Regions from separate parts of the Homo sapiens genome. Here region 2 is linked to region 1. A link is a loop called in an ENCODE intact Hi-C map of the cell type or tissue named here. Cell type or tissue: OCI-LY7. All regions are shown on one strand. Each heading gives the region's core, and the rest is flanking DNA. Links, peaks and the distances in the headings are about the cores only.

What was found. A loop is a pair of places that touch in the nucleus more often than their neighbours do. Peaks named below come from ENCODE experiments on the same cell type or tissue, not always from the same donor. Only the 100,000 strongest peaks of a DNase experiment are listed, where the experiment ranks them.
Region 2: it touches region 1 in a loop (3-fold over the local background); 4 of 110 quality-filtered maps call a loop at or near these places.

The regions. Positions count from the first base shown.
Region 1 is chr22:19,769,517-19,775,986 of GRCh38, forward strand. It overlaps a transcript of TBX1 not described here. Among named protein-coding and RNA genes, the nearest start is that of TBX1, 12 kb to the left of the region's middle. RefSeq lists a silencer at 1,380-1,551. In OCI-LY7, for the core only: CTCF peaks have their summits at 3,571 and 3,770 (motif pointing left); a DNase peak (open chromatin) is centred at 3,635; H3K4me3 peaks cover 1,579 bases; H3K27ac peaks cover 2,022 bases.
Region 2 is chr22:19,887,736-19,894,205 of GRCh38, forward strand. The region is part of intron 11 of TXNRD2 (thioredoxin reductase 2); the gene reads right to left. It also overlaps the pseudogene RPL8P5. Among named protein-coding and RNA genes, the nearest start is that of RTL10, 36 kb to the left of the region's middle. RefSeq lists enhancers at 2,821-3,329, 3,330-3,838, 3,839-4,346, 4,347-4,855 and silencers at 4,580-4,989, 5,156-5,360. In OCI-LY7, for the core only: a CTCF peak has its summit at 3,778; DNase peaks (open chromatin) are centred at 3,446, 4,016, 4,346 and 4,766; H3K4me3 peaks cover 2,365 bases; H3K27ac peaks cover 2,500 bases.

The DNA.
Region 1 (6,470 bases), core at 2,447-4,946:
TCTGCAAGACTGGCGCACGCCGCTGCTCACCGTCCCTCATGTGCTCAGTCCTCAACCAGTGCCCAGTGATTGCCTGCCCGCTGCGGGGGCTGTCTGGCTGATGCCCCAGCCACTACCGTTCCTGTGGAGGTGACGTTCCCATGGGCAGCTGCCCTAAGGCCTGGCTTCCAGCAGCTTCCTCTGTGACAGCTGTGATCTGAACGTTCACCCCCAAGGTGATGGTGGCAGGAGATGGAGCCTTTAGGCGGTGATTAGGTCACGAGCGTGGAGTCCTCATGAGTGGGATTAGTTGAGTGCTATGCTGCTCACAGACCTCCAGCCTCCAGAACTGGGAGAAATAACTGTCCATTGTTGATAAGCCACCGGGCCTATGGTCATTTGTCCTAGCTGCACTACTGGACTGACAGTGGCCGTTCTTCCATCTCCTTCTTGTTCCCTGTTTTAGGTTCCCCGTTGAGCACACCTGCCCTGCCCCTTCTGTAAGCTGCTGTGATGGGCAGTATGGTGTAGGGGATAGGGGGCTCGTCCCACCGCTGTTCCCCCACAGGCTCCCCCTCAGCTGTTGGACTTCCCCCAAACATCCTCCTCCAGGTTCCCTAGCTGGTCCAGAGGCCCCGTTGCCCTCCCCTAGCCTGGCTGCAGACGTCCAGCTGCCAGGACTCAGGAGGACGAGAGACCAGAAGGGCCCCCAGACTCCTCACTCCCAAAAACTCTCCAAAAACAACAGATGCACAACGCAGGAAATAGATAGATTCTTGACTAAGCGGGGGTGGGGACCATCCACACCCCCTTCACACCACTGCATCCCACGGAAGGGTTCTAGGACCCCAGGGCCTGGGGGTGCAGCTGGACGATCCTGCAGTAGCCCCGCTCCCTGTTTTCAGAAGACCCCCCCACGGCTGCCCTCTGCAGCATGTGCCCCTTTGTCGAAGGGACAATGGGCACTCCATTGCCCAGAGAGGCTTCTCACCCAGGAAAGCACTGGAGGTGCAGAGGCAGGAGCACGCGGGGGCTTGGCTGCGGGACAAGGCGAGTCTGTTTGGTGGCACCTTGAGCTGCGGAGGAAGACAAGACCCTGGCCCGGTGGAGATGAGACCCTGGCCTGGTGGGCTTCAGGCCCCACCCTGCGGCGCACCCTCCAGCTGGGGAAGTCCATGGGGTGTGTGGGATCCATGCGATGACAGTTGTATGAGGCTGAGGCCCTGATCTCCAGGTGTGCCGCAGATCAAAGCACCCGCATACCAGAGAATTCCACGTAGCCACAGTTGCCAAGGGCAGAGGCAGCCTCACCTCTCACTGGTGGAGGGAGAGTGATGGGTGAGGAGCTGCTTCTAGGACGAAAGGGATGGCTCCAGTGTGTCAGGCAGTGCAACCCAACCAGGAGCTGGGCACCAGGGGAGAGCATGTGGCCCGTGTTCCAGAGACTCTGTGTTCCAGAGACTCAGTTTTCCCTTCAGCTGTGGTGCTGACCTCCGCCCTGTGTGGAGAAGCTCTCTGTCAACAGTGGAGGCCTGTGTCAGCCATGGGCACGGGGACGTTCATTCCTGCTTCTCTCCTCCCTGTGGGTTCCAATGAGGCGGTGTGCTCGGGCAGGGTCCACAAGCATCTGCACCATCCTGCCTCTCCTCCTTGCCAAGCTCCTTCACCCCCCGCCCTGAAGGAGCATCCTGCAGAGCCTGGCCAAGGAGCAGGTGGGGGCACGGCCCCCCAGCCTGGCATAGTGGCACCCAAGCCTAGGGAGGGCAGGATGAGACCTTTTTCCTTGGTGCTACCTCACACATTTTCTGGATTTCAAAAAACACAACTGGTGCCTTTGATTCAATTCCCTTTCCTGCTTGTTGTACTACTTCAAACCAGATGGGCTCCTCAGATGAAACTCCGGAGACTCAGTGTCTCTCTTTAACCGCTGCCAGGTCTGTGTGTGGGAAACAGCAGAACCAGAAATATTTTGCTAAAACCAGCCCATGTGGGGGAGAGGCTTAGCTTTTAATAGCAGTAATTAAATTATCTTCTTAATTATAAAGGGTGATGGCATTGTCAACATGCTTTATCTATCAGCTTTCAATTGCACAAAGTAAGCACGTAATCCTCTCCTCCCGGCCCCACTGGCATCCTCTGCTCTGTGGCCAGCCCAGGCCCCCTTCCTGCAGTGCAGACCCCCAGAAGCTTTGGGGTGCATCTCCCCATTTCACCAGTTCTGAGGTGCACAGGGTTTTTTGCCTGCATTTCAACACCTCTGAAGTTGGTGTTCTCTTATTCAAAGTGGGGGGTCTCAGCCTAACTGAAGGATCTTGGCTGCACATGAAACCATGGTGCAGTGGCAGTTGCCAGGGTGCTGCAGTTGAGGCCCATGTCGGTGCGCCCACTGTGGCCTCGGGCAACGCTGGGTGCCAGCATGTTGCTCTGGGTGACTTTCTTGCAGGTGGTGACTCCGGCTTCTGTCTCCAGCCCTTACAGTGGCCCTGTCCTTCCAGGACCTTACTCTTCATTCACATCATTTCTCAGGACACTCCTCCCTGCACATCCCTAGTCTTCCCCATCTCCTCTTCATTCCTCTGTCATTCTAGCTTCAGTTCCTCTCAACAGTTTTTTTGTTTGTTTTTTGAGATAGAGTCTTGCTCTGTCGCCCAGGCTGGAGTGCAGTGGCACAATCTCAGTTCACTGCAACTTCCGCCTCCTGGGTTCAAGCGATTCTCCTGCCTCAGCCTCCCAAGTAACCGGGATTACAGATGTCCGCCACCACGCCCGGCTAATTTTTGTCTTTTTAGTAGACATGGGTTTCACCATGTTGGCCTTTTTTTCTTTTTGAGACAGGGTCTTGCTCTGTTGCCCAGGCTGGAGTGCAGTGGTGTGATCATGGCTCACTGTAGCCTCGAACTCCGGGGCTCAAGCCATCCTCCAGACTCAGCCTCCTGATTAGCTGGGACTACAGGCGTGTGCCACCACACCCTGCTAATATTTTGTAGAGACATATGAGTCTTGCTATGTTGCCCAGGCTGGTCTTGAACTCCTGCCTCTTGAACTCTTGGCCTCAAGTGATCCTTTGGCCTCAGCCTCCCAAATTGCTGGCATTACAAGCGTGAGCCACCGTGCCCAGCCCTCTTCTCAAATAGTTTTTTTTTCCCCTCCGTTTCTGAATTCATCCTTTATCTCAGAATATGTTTTCCGGATTACTCCCCCAAGACAAGCTTTTTTTCTTGTGACATCATCACAGAACGAAGATGGTGACAGCAGCAGGGCCACAAAACAGTCCCCAGTCTACCCAGTTGCTCATGGCTGTGGTTTGGACCTTCAGCCATGAGGCAGTACGTCTTCCCAGGGCAGGGTAGGGACCTTCACCGCGGGGCTGGGTCTCAGGAGCTGCCGGGCGCCCTTCTCCAGCCCGCCTTTGTGATAAGGGACAGAATCGGGGTCACTGGCAGGACACAGGTCCCCTTCCCTGTCGCCTCAGGCTGGTGGGATTCCTGCACCCGAGTGCTGCTGGGGCTGCAGGCGAGGCCTGGGCTACACAGGAAGCCCGGGCACCGCAGAGTGGCCGCTAGCTGGTGGCATTGTTCCTCCACGGATTCAGAGCTTACGAGCACGGGCGTTGAGCTGAGGCAAAATACGGAAACAGCCACTTCCATGCAAATAATCACCCTTCTGATAACAATAAGTCAAGTCTCAAGGGACTAAGAAAAACAAGCAGCTTTATTAAGATGCAGCTGACCGATCTGAAAGCCTGCCTGCTCCGCCACCTCCTGGGAGAGCCTGCAGGGCCCGAGCTCTGGGGACAAGAGCTGCTGCTCAGGCCCCAGAGGAAGGTCTAGGTGGGAAATGGGCCGCCAGGAGGTGGACACCAACACATAGGAGCACATCCCAAGACACCCATCACCCTGTGTGGTGGGTGCTGGAAAGAAACAGCCTAGTTATGAGAGAGACTTGCAACTGGGGGCACCCTAGCACCCCACGGAGGCATTTCCAGGTGGCCCCTCCAGCTTGGCTGTGTGGGCTTCCTTGGAGGACCCTCCCTCCAGGCGGCCAGCCAGAAGGGGCCATCTCCAGGCAGGCACCCCCTTCAGGAGAGCCCATGCCCAGTCACTGCCTGGGAAGCTTACTGCAGGGCTGGCCCCCACCTGCCACTGTCACCTCCTGACCTCCACCTGCTCTCCTGGGTCCTCAGGCCTCACACAGTCCTGTCCTTCTAACAGGTGACTGCAGGATGGAGCCCCAGGCATCTCGGCATCCTGATGCGGTCACTGCCAGGAGGGGAGTGGTCTCAGGGTGGGCCAGACCCCTGGACACCAGCGTGGTCTCCTTCCTGAGCTGCCGAGGGAGATTTGCCTGGCAAAGCCCACCTGGCCCCTCGGCCCTCAGCCGCCGAGTTTCCCTCCTGCAGTGGGAGGTTTCCCACGACTGGAGGGAAGCAGTGGCTATTCCAGTAGTAGCTGTTTCTCATGCACAGGTCTCTTCCCCAGAAAGAATTTGAGCTGCAGGACAGAGATCCTATCACATATATACCCAGAAGGTGATTCAAGGTGAATATTAAAGACTTGGATATCCATTAGGATGATGATGATTTTAAAAAACAAAAACAGAAAACAACACGTGTTGGTGAGGACATGGAGCCCCTGGAAGCCGTCTACACTGCTGGTGGGACTGTAAGATAGTGCAGCTTCTGTGGGGAACAGTGTCATGGGTCCTTGAAAAATTATACAGTTGTTAGGGAGAGTGAAGCAGGAGGACTGCTTGAAGCCAGGAGTTCAAGACCCGCCTGGGCGGGCCTAGGCACCTGTAGTCCCAGCTACTCAGGAGGCTGAGGCAGGAGGATCGCTTGAGCCCAGGAGTTCCAGGCTGCAGTGAGCTACGATCACACCACTCCACGCCAGCCTGAGTGACAGAGCAATATCTTGTCTCTAAAATCAATTAAAATTCTACATAGAACCGTATGTTCCAGGAATTCCACTTCTGGGAAAATACCCAAGAGAATTGAAAGCAGAGTCTCAAAGAGATATTTCTCCACCCATGTTCATAGCAGCATTACTCAAATAGCAAAAGGTGGAGGCGAGCCGAGCGTCCACCGATAAGTGAACGGATCAACAAAATGTGGTGTGTGTGTACCGTGGAGTATTATCCAGCCTTAAAGAGGAAGGGAATTCTGTTACATGCTACAACAGGGATGAACCCTGAGGTCCTTATGCTCCGTGAATTGAGCCGGTCACAAAGGACACATTTTGTACTGTACAATTCCACTTGCATGAGGCACCTCAAGTAGTCAGATTCAAGAAACAGACAGGAGAATGGGGATTGTTAGGGACTGGGGGAGAGGAATGGGGAGTTGGCGTCTAGTGGGGACAGAGGTTCCATTTTGCGTTCATCTGGAGGTGGACGCACAGCATCGGGAATACACAATGCCACTGAATTGTGTACTTCAACATGGTCACAATGGCACATTCTTTATTTTTTGTAGAGACAGGGTGTCACTGTGTTGCCCAGGCTAGCCTCGAACTCGGGTTCAGGCTCTCCTTCCACCTCGGCCTCCCAAAGTGCTGGGATTATAGGTGTGAGCCACCACACCTGGCCAAATTTGTGGGTTTTTTGGTTTTTATGTTTTTGAAACAGAGTTTCTCCCTTGTCACCTAGGCTGGAGTACAGTGGCGCGATCTTGGCTCACTGCAACCTTTACCTCCTGGGTTCAAGCGATTCTCCTGCCTCAGCCTCCCAAGTAGCTGGGATTACAGGCACCTGCCAACACACCCAGCTAATTTTTTCTATTTTTAGTAGAGACGGGGTTTCACCATGTTGGCCAGGCTGGTCTCGAACTCCTGACCTCAGGTGATCCGCCCACCTCAGCCTCCCAAAGTGCTGGGATTACAGGAGTGAGGCGCTGCGCCCAGCCAAAATTTGTGTTTTTAAATGTATGTTTAACAATTTAAAAATCCTAGATCATCCACAGTTTGCAAAAGCCACTGCTATCCATCTTGGATTGACCAATTCCCTACCTGCCTCTAAAGCGGTGGTTTTTTAACAGGAGCAGTCTTGCCCCCTGGGGTGTTTGACAGTGCCTGGGACACTGGGTGGGGGTGCTTCTGGCATCTGGTGGGTGGAGGTGGGGTATGCTTTTCACCTCCTGCAATGCACGCTCGGAACCACAGGTCCGGAGCCATGGGGCTGCTGTGGCGAGGTCTTCCCACATGGCCGCACCCTGTCTGAAGGAGCTAGTGGTGGGGCCCCGAATATTCTGAGGCCAGGAGCTCCCAAGTCCCACCTGGCATGAAGCGGTGCCCCAGGGCCCTCTCCGCACTCCTCCCCCTGCCCAAGTGGGCCCAGACTCCCCAGTGAGGCCGCATGGCCTGGAGTGCTCGCCTGGAGCCTGAGGGGTCTGGCTGCTGTGAGGTGGGCTTCGAGGGTGGCTGCCAGGCTGTGCTGGAGAGGGCTGGGCATCAGAAGGCTGGTGACAGCCTTGCAGGGAGACGGAGGGTTACCGGAGC
Region 2 (6,470 bases), core at 2,463-4,962, 120 kb after region 1:
AGAGCTGTGGTCAATGTGGGAGCCAGAGGTGGCCGAACTGACCAGCCATCCTGAAGGCAGGCCATGCCCACTACATATAAGGCAAAGAAGAGCTGCTGACCATGGTGCAGAGTATGGCCGCAAGCCCCAAGGAACGTCCCTTCAGAGATGGCAACCACTGGCACGTTGGCGAACCTGCCACTGCAGAGATGTCTCTGCTGGTAGCAAAGTGGGTCTCATTGCTGCCCACTGGACTTGGTTCAGAATTGGGGCTGATGGGCCCAACAAAGTTTGTCCTTCTGCCAAAAAAATAGTAATTCCAGGTACAAATGGACGTGCTCACTTCCTATGTATATGTGTGGCTGGCCCACAACACTGACACTCAGGAAGCACTGGGCTGAGCATCTCTGCAGCCCGGAGCTGCCTCCAGCCCCAGGCCCAGCAGTGCAGCACCCCTGACGCAGGACAGCCCATCTCCATGTGTGGCCAGTGCTAGGAACAGCCGTGCAGGGCAGCCCTCCTCTGATCACAATGAGAGCCCCACCAGCTGCTGTCAATGGCCCAGGAGATGGAGGGCAGCCACCATGCTTGTCCAGCCAGCCTGGCCCCAAGGAGGGACCAGAGAAGGCTGAAGCCCAAAAACCACCCACACAGTCACCATGGGTCACTCCCATCTATTCTGATGGACACAGGGACACGGGGACGGCCAGCCGCATGCAGTATCATGCGCCTCTCTCATCCATGATGGGAAGAACAGGCATGCCCTCTGATTTCACGCCCGCCTGGGACACATTTTCCCAAGAGAAGAGCAAGGAGGCAGCGCCCCAGGTGAGAGGTAAGTGCCAGCAGGAGTACAGCAGGGTGAGCCAGTGGCTGTGATCCAGACAGAGGCAGCCAGGGCCAAGCACTGCGCCTGAGGACGAGGGTGTGGGAGTGGGAGGCTCCAGGGCCGGTGGGCGATGCGAGGCGGGCACGGCTTCACACACAGGCCCTGTGGGCCACCTGGCGACTGTCTCATGAGGCATGTGGCCCCCAGAGCCAGCCACCCTCACGGGGCCTGGCCTGCCACTTGCCCCAGTGAGGCACCTTGGACCAGGCACAGAGGAGCGTATGCCTTTGGAACTGGACTTAGATTCTTGAAGCTTATTATTTTAAAATATTTATCTTCTTTTTTTTTTTTTTTCTGGAATCGCACCTTCTCAATGAGCCCCGGGCCCCTACCCGCAGCTATGAGCCCACCAGGGGGAAGGGGACGCACCTGCCCTGCTGGCCTCAGGTCCCATCGAGACGCCATGTTAGTTGAATAAATGAGTGAGCCCCTGGGCCTCAATGGGACCTGATTGGCCACTTGCTGTGACTGCCAGCAGCCACCAGGGACCCCTAGGCCGTTCCAGGGATGTCTCATACCCAGGGCGGCTCCTTGGGGGGTGGGGGTGAGCTTCCCCTCAGGCAGCATAAGGGCCTTTCCTACTCAAGCTGCCTATGTGCATTATGATGTGTAAGACCCCACAGTCAGCCTTGGAGTACGGCGCAGCCCCCAGCTCAGGCCCAGAGGACCCCCAGGAAGGAGCGTGCTCTGTGGCGAGTGGTCATTATTGCTTTAACAGTTATTATTAGACCGGGTGCAGTGGCTCACGCCTGTAATCCCAACACTTTGGGAGGCTGAGGCGGGCGGATCATGACGTCAGGAGTTCGAGACCAGCCTGGCTAACACAGTGAAACCCTGTCTCTACTAAAAATACAAAAATTAGCTGGGCGCGGTGGCGGGTGCCTGTAATCCCAGCTACTTGGAAGGCTGAGGCAGGAGAATCGCTTGAATTCGGGAGGTGGAGGTTGCGGTGAGCCAGATCGCGCTCCTGCACTCCAACCTGGGCAACAGAGCTAGACACCGTCTCAAAAACAAACAAAAAACAATTATTATTATTATTATTATTATTAATTATTTGAAAAGAGGTTTCACTCTGTTGCTCAGGCTGGTCTTGAACTCCTGGGCTCAAATGATCCTCCCACCTTGGCATTCCAAAGTGTTGGGATTACAGGCATGAGCCACCTCACCCGGCCCTTTAACAATTGTTAACATAATTGCAATTGTAACAGGTTGGCTGCCCCAGGGCACCTGCAGACATTAGAGGGTGCATGGTAATATGCATAAATGGTGCTGACCTATCTCTAGAAGACTTTTCACCATGTTGTTCTTTTTTTTTTAATTGGTTTCCACTCAGTTCTAATCATTAAGTACTGAATTTGTCATGGTAACAAGACCCAGTTGGACAACCATGTATGCAGGTGCCGGCTGGCCTGTCAGATAGCTGTGGGCTCTGGACATAAGTGTGAACTAGCCCTCAAGCCAAGCGTGGGGCACCAGGCTGGTGGGTAAGCACAGGGCGCTGCCTCCTGCTACTCTGGCCTGGCCTCTGTGAGGTGTTAGCACCACCATGAGCTAGGGCTGAGCCAACAGTGCTGTCTCAGGAGCAGCAGCGCACGCCCGGGGCCACGTGGTGTGGAGGGGAAGGCCGCAGCCACCGCTCATAGGAAGAGCTCCATGAATGTTCATCTTGGCCCCACTTCAAAAAATATCAAACTCACAATGGAGGCAGATTTGGGTCTCTCTTGATGTCATTAATTACAAACTAAATTTGCACTAAAATAAAAAGGTGTTAGACTATCAAAGAGGGGCCTCCGATCCGTGTCACCTGCTCAGGGATGGCCACTCCACCCTGAGAGCATGGAGGCATGTGGATGCCAGGGTCACTGCTGGGCCCATCCCCACCGGGAAGAGCATAGCCACAAACTTGGTTTCACGCAGCTGCAGCAAGGCGCATCCCTGAGAGCAGTCCTGATGGGCCCACCGCAGCCCCCTCGCCCGGGCAGCATCCACACCCACCGCGGCCCCTAAGCCCCAGCTGCACCCACACCAGCACAGAGGGCATCCAGGAGGAGCCGCCCCTTCCCTCTCACCAGGCTTAGGATGCTCCCACCCATCCCCAGCTTGGTTCTTGCTTTCTGCCCTTTCCTGCTGCCTGGCACTCAACAGAGGGACAATCCGCAGGGACTTGTGTAGCTGAGTCTGCGGTGTACGGGAGCCATCAGCCGAGCACAGCTGAGCAAAGACAGTTGCCTGCCGTGTACATGCCAGCAAACAGTGCCTGGGTGGAGAGAGGAGCCCAGGGCTGCAGCCCACCCTGGCAACAGCTCCCCTCCTGGGCACCGCCAGCCCCCATCATCATCTCCTGGGCACCCCAGTCTCTCTGGCTGTGGTCCAGGCACACGTGCCACGTGGGGGAGACTATACAGGGGCAGGCTGTGGGGGTGGCCTCTGTGTGGTGCCAAGAGGAAGCCGGGAAGCCAAGCTCCCATGCTCCATGCATGTTGTGTTTCAGGCTCTGATGCTGGTTTACACACAGGTGGACATCTCTGAGTTATCTAAGATAAAGCCCAAAGAGGAAATAGCTTCAGTGGCTGGGGTAAGATCCAGACGGATTCCTTCCCTGGGTCTCGTCTCACCTGCCATATCACAAGGCCCCAGGCAGACCTGTGGCCACCCTCCCTGGCACTCAGGCACAACAGCTGCCTGGCTGTGGGACCCCCAGGTTTAGCGAGTCCCCTCCTGTGTCTGCTGGCTCTTCTGGCCATGGGCAGGACTCCTGTGGTGCAGGGAGGGATACGCCAGAGCCTTCAGCATCTCACCCTCAAGAGAGGGACAGAGAACCATCCAGAGGGGCTGGGGACGCCAAAGGGGCACATGAAGATCTCAACTTCCAGTTTTTCAGGGCTGCAGTCCAGAGGCAGTCTGTCCCTTCTTTAAAACCAAATCTAAACTTAACTGCACTTAGAAGCCCCTGCACTGGGAGGCGTTTGCTCAGGATGCCCCAGCCTGGCCCTGCTCCCCTAGACAGCCAGGGATTCAGGCCACAACTGGTTAACTCAGCGGGCGAATTCGAGCCCGCAGCAGTGCTGGCTGACTGTCTTCACTCAGCGCTGTAATCGGCACATCTGCAGACAGGAAATCCTCCTCACTGAAGTTCCCAGTCTATTATCTGAGACACCTGGTGTGGGCGGGTGATTCAGAGACAAACAATGAGCGGGGGCCCCCTGCACAGCAATTAACTGCTTTAACTGCTAATATGTTTAATCCACCACGTGGAGATCAAGGCTGCGTCGAGGAAGGGGCTCTGGTCCTCCTCTGCTTCCAGACTGCAGGGCCCACTTCGCAATGCCAATGTCCATGGTCCTCGCCAGCTGCGGCCAGGCGCCAGGCACACGGGCAACGGGCAGGGCCAGCACTCGGCCCCACACGGGAGCTCTGTGCAGCACCTGGGCCCCTTCTGTGTGTGTGTGCACCGGGCACGGAGGCATCCCCCCTTCCTGTCGGAGCCCAGCTTGTGCGGACGTAGTGCACACCCGGTACAGGAAGCAGAGTCGGAGATGTTGGCATTGCCAGCTGTGCCGCCCCTAGGGCGCTTTATTTTAACCTCCCAGAGTGGATCATCCTTTATTGCAAGTAGAAATAAAGCTTGGTTAAAGGCTTATCGTACAAACCAGCAGAAAACGCTCGCAGTTGCTGACCTGGGAAGTGGCTCCTGAATGTTTACAAAACCTGGCTCTGAGCAGCAGCGAAGTCAGCACATGCCCGAGCGGCCCCCAGCAGGCGCGCAGAAGCCGCGCCGCCCTCGGGAAGCAGGGTCAGAGGCCAAGGACTGTGAAAAGCTTCCACCCCCAGCATCAATCATGCCAGGCAGACTGTCTGGGGGATGCTCATTTTGAAAGTACAAAAAAATAAAACAGACTCCTAGCAAGGGAGGATGGGCGTGCAGGCCACGGCAGCTCTGCTGAGTAGGGAGGGGCCTCGCTTGTTGCCTGCCAGGCTGACGCCCCGGCTTTCCGGGGACACAGCCCCCGGCCCATTGGTCTGCTACATCCCTATGGGCTTGGTCGAGGGCTGCCCCTCGGTTCAATGGCAACAGCTCCCTTATGCTGTGGGTGAACGGAGGTGTCAGCAGACAGAGGAGGAGGGCTAGGGCGCGGTGGGAGGGAGAAACTCGCCACCTCCCCTTTAGAGTGGAGTTTATTTGGGAATGACAGTAGGAGGATAAATTTTGAAAGAAAAATAAAGTGGAGTTTAGGATGAGAACCATCAGTACACTCCAGAGTCCAAAATGTTACCTAATCCTTCGTAGTGTTTATCATAATAAACTTACTTAAAATCTACTTTTACAACGTGGCTGAGAACATTGCTCTTGCTGACTGATCACCTCCGGGCCAAGAGCCCTGCGTGCGCTCAGGCATCTCAGGTCCTCCCCGGTCATCACCTCTGCGCTTGTGTCCACTGCACAAAAGTGAAGCCTCAGCCGCTCCAGGCTGGTTTCCTTTCTGATTTCCCATTCCGAGTGACTGCTTCAGAAGTGCATCACCCTATGACACAGCTTGTGCCTCTGGGAGCCCTCCCCCAGGAGACACTGACCCCTGGCCAGCCCCACGCAAGCCCGGTTAGCTGATGGAGGTGGAGGCAGGTGATCTGAGAGGGACCCTGGCTCTGATCTTGGGCTCTCGCAGGGGACAACGGACCAGGCTCAGCACAGAAAGGCCTCGGAGAACTAACAACACTGACTAGGTTGCTCCCGCCTTCAACATGCAAGTTGACAGGGTGATTGGGAAAACTAGGAGCCTAAACTAGACGGCCAGGCACCGAGGTGGGTAGGACATCTGAGCAGGCATGCTGTGTGTGCCGCCACCCACCCTGACGAGGACCCGCAGCCCTCCTTGCGGCGGCCCATCTGCAATGGCCTCCTCTGCAGCAGGCCTGGGACAGAGCAGTGTCTGGGCGATCCCTGTTGGCTCCAGCTGCCCCTTGCCAGTCCCGTCAGACAGCCCCGGCCCAGGCCTGGGCACAGGTATCCCCTGGCTGTGTCCACACTCCCCACACCTGCTCGGCCACTGCCCCATGCAAAACCGGACCTACACCTGACAGAGAGCAAGAAGGTGAGACCAGACTGTGCCCAGCAAGTTGTAGCCAGCCCACGCCTGGCCGGGAAACGCCCAGGCCTCTGCCCAGCACTGGAAGGGTGATGTCTTTGGAAGCCTTCGAAATGTGACTTCTGGAAAGGCCTGCAAAATGCCACTCCTGGCATGTGATGACCTGCCAGGCCCAAAGGGACCCACTGGGAAACACTGAAAGCCACGAGAAGGCTGGACAGAACTTTAAAAACTCTGTGTCATTTTTATGTGCTGAAAACAGGCGGCTTGTGCACACCCATGTTCACAGCAGCATGATCCACAACAGCCAAAAGACGGAAGCAACCTAAGTGTCCACTGACAGATAATGGACACACATACAACTCAGCCTTCAACAGGAAGGAAATGCTGGCACATGCTACACAAATGCTAACTCTAACAAATGCTGCAACATGGATGCACCCTGAAAACATTGTGCTAAGAGAAATGAGCCAGTCACAAAAGGACAAACACTGCATGATTCTACTTACATGAAGTCC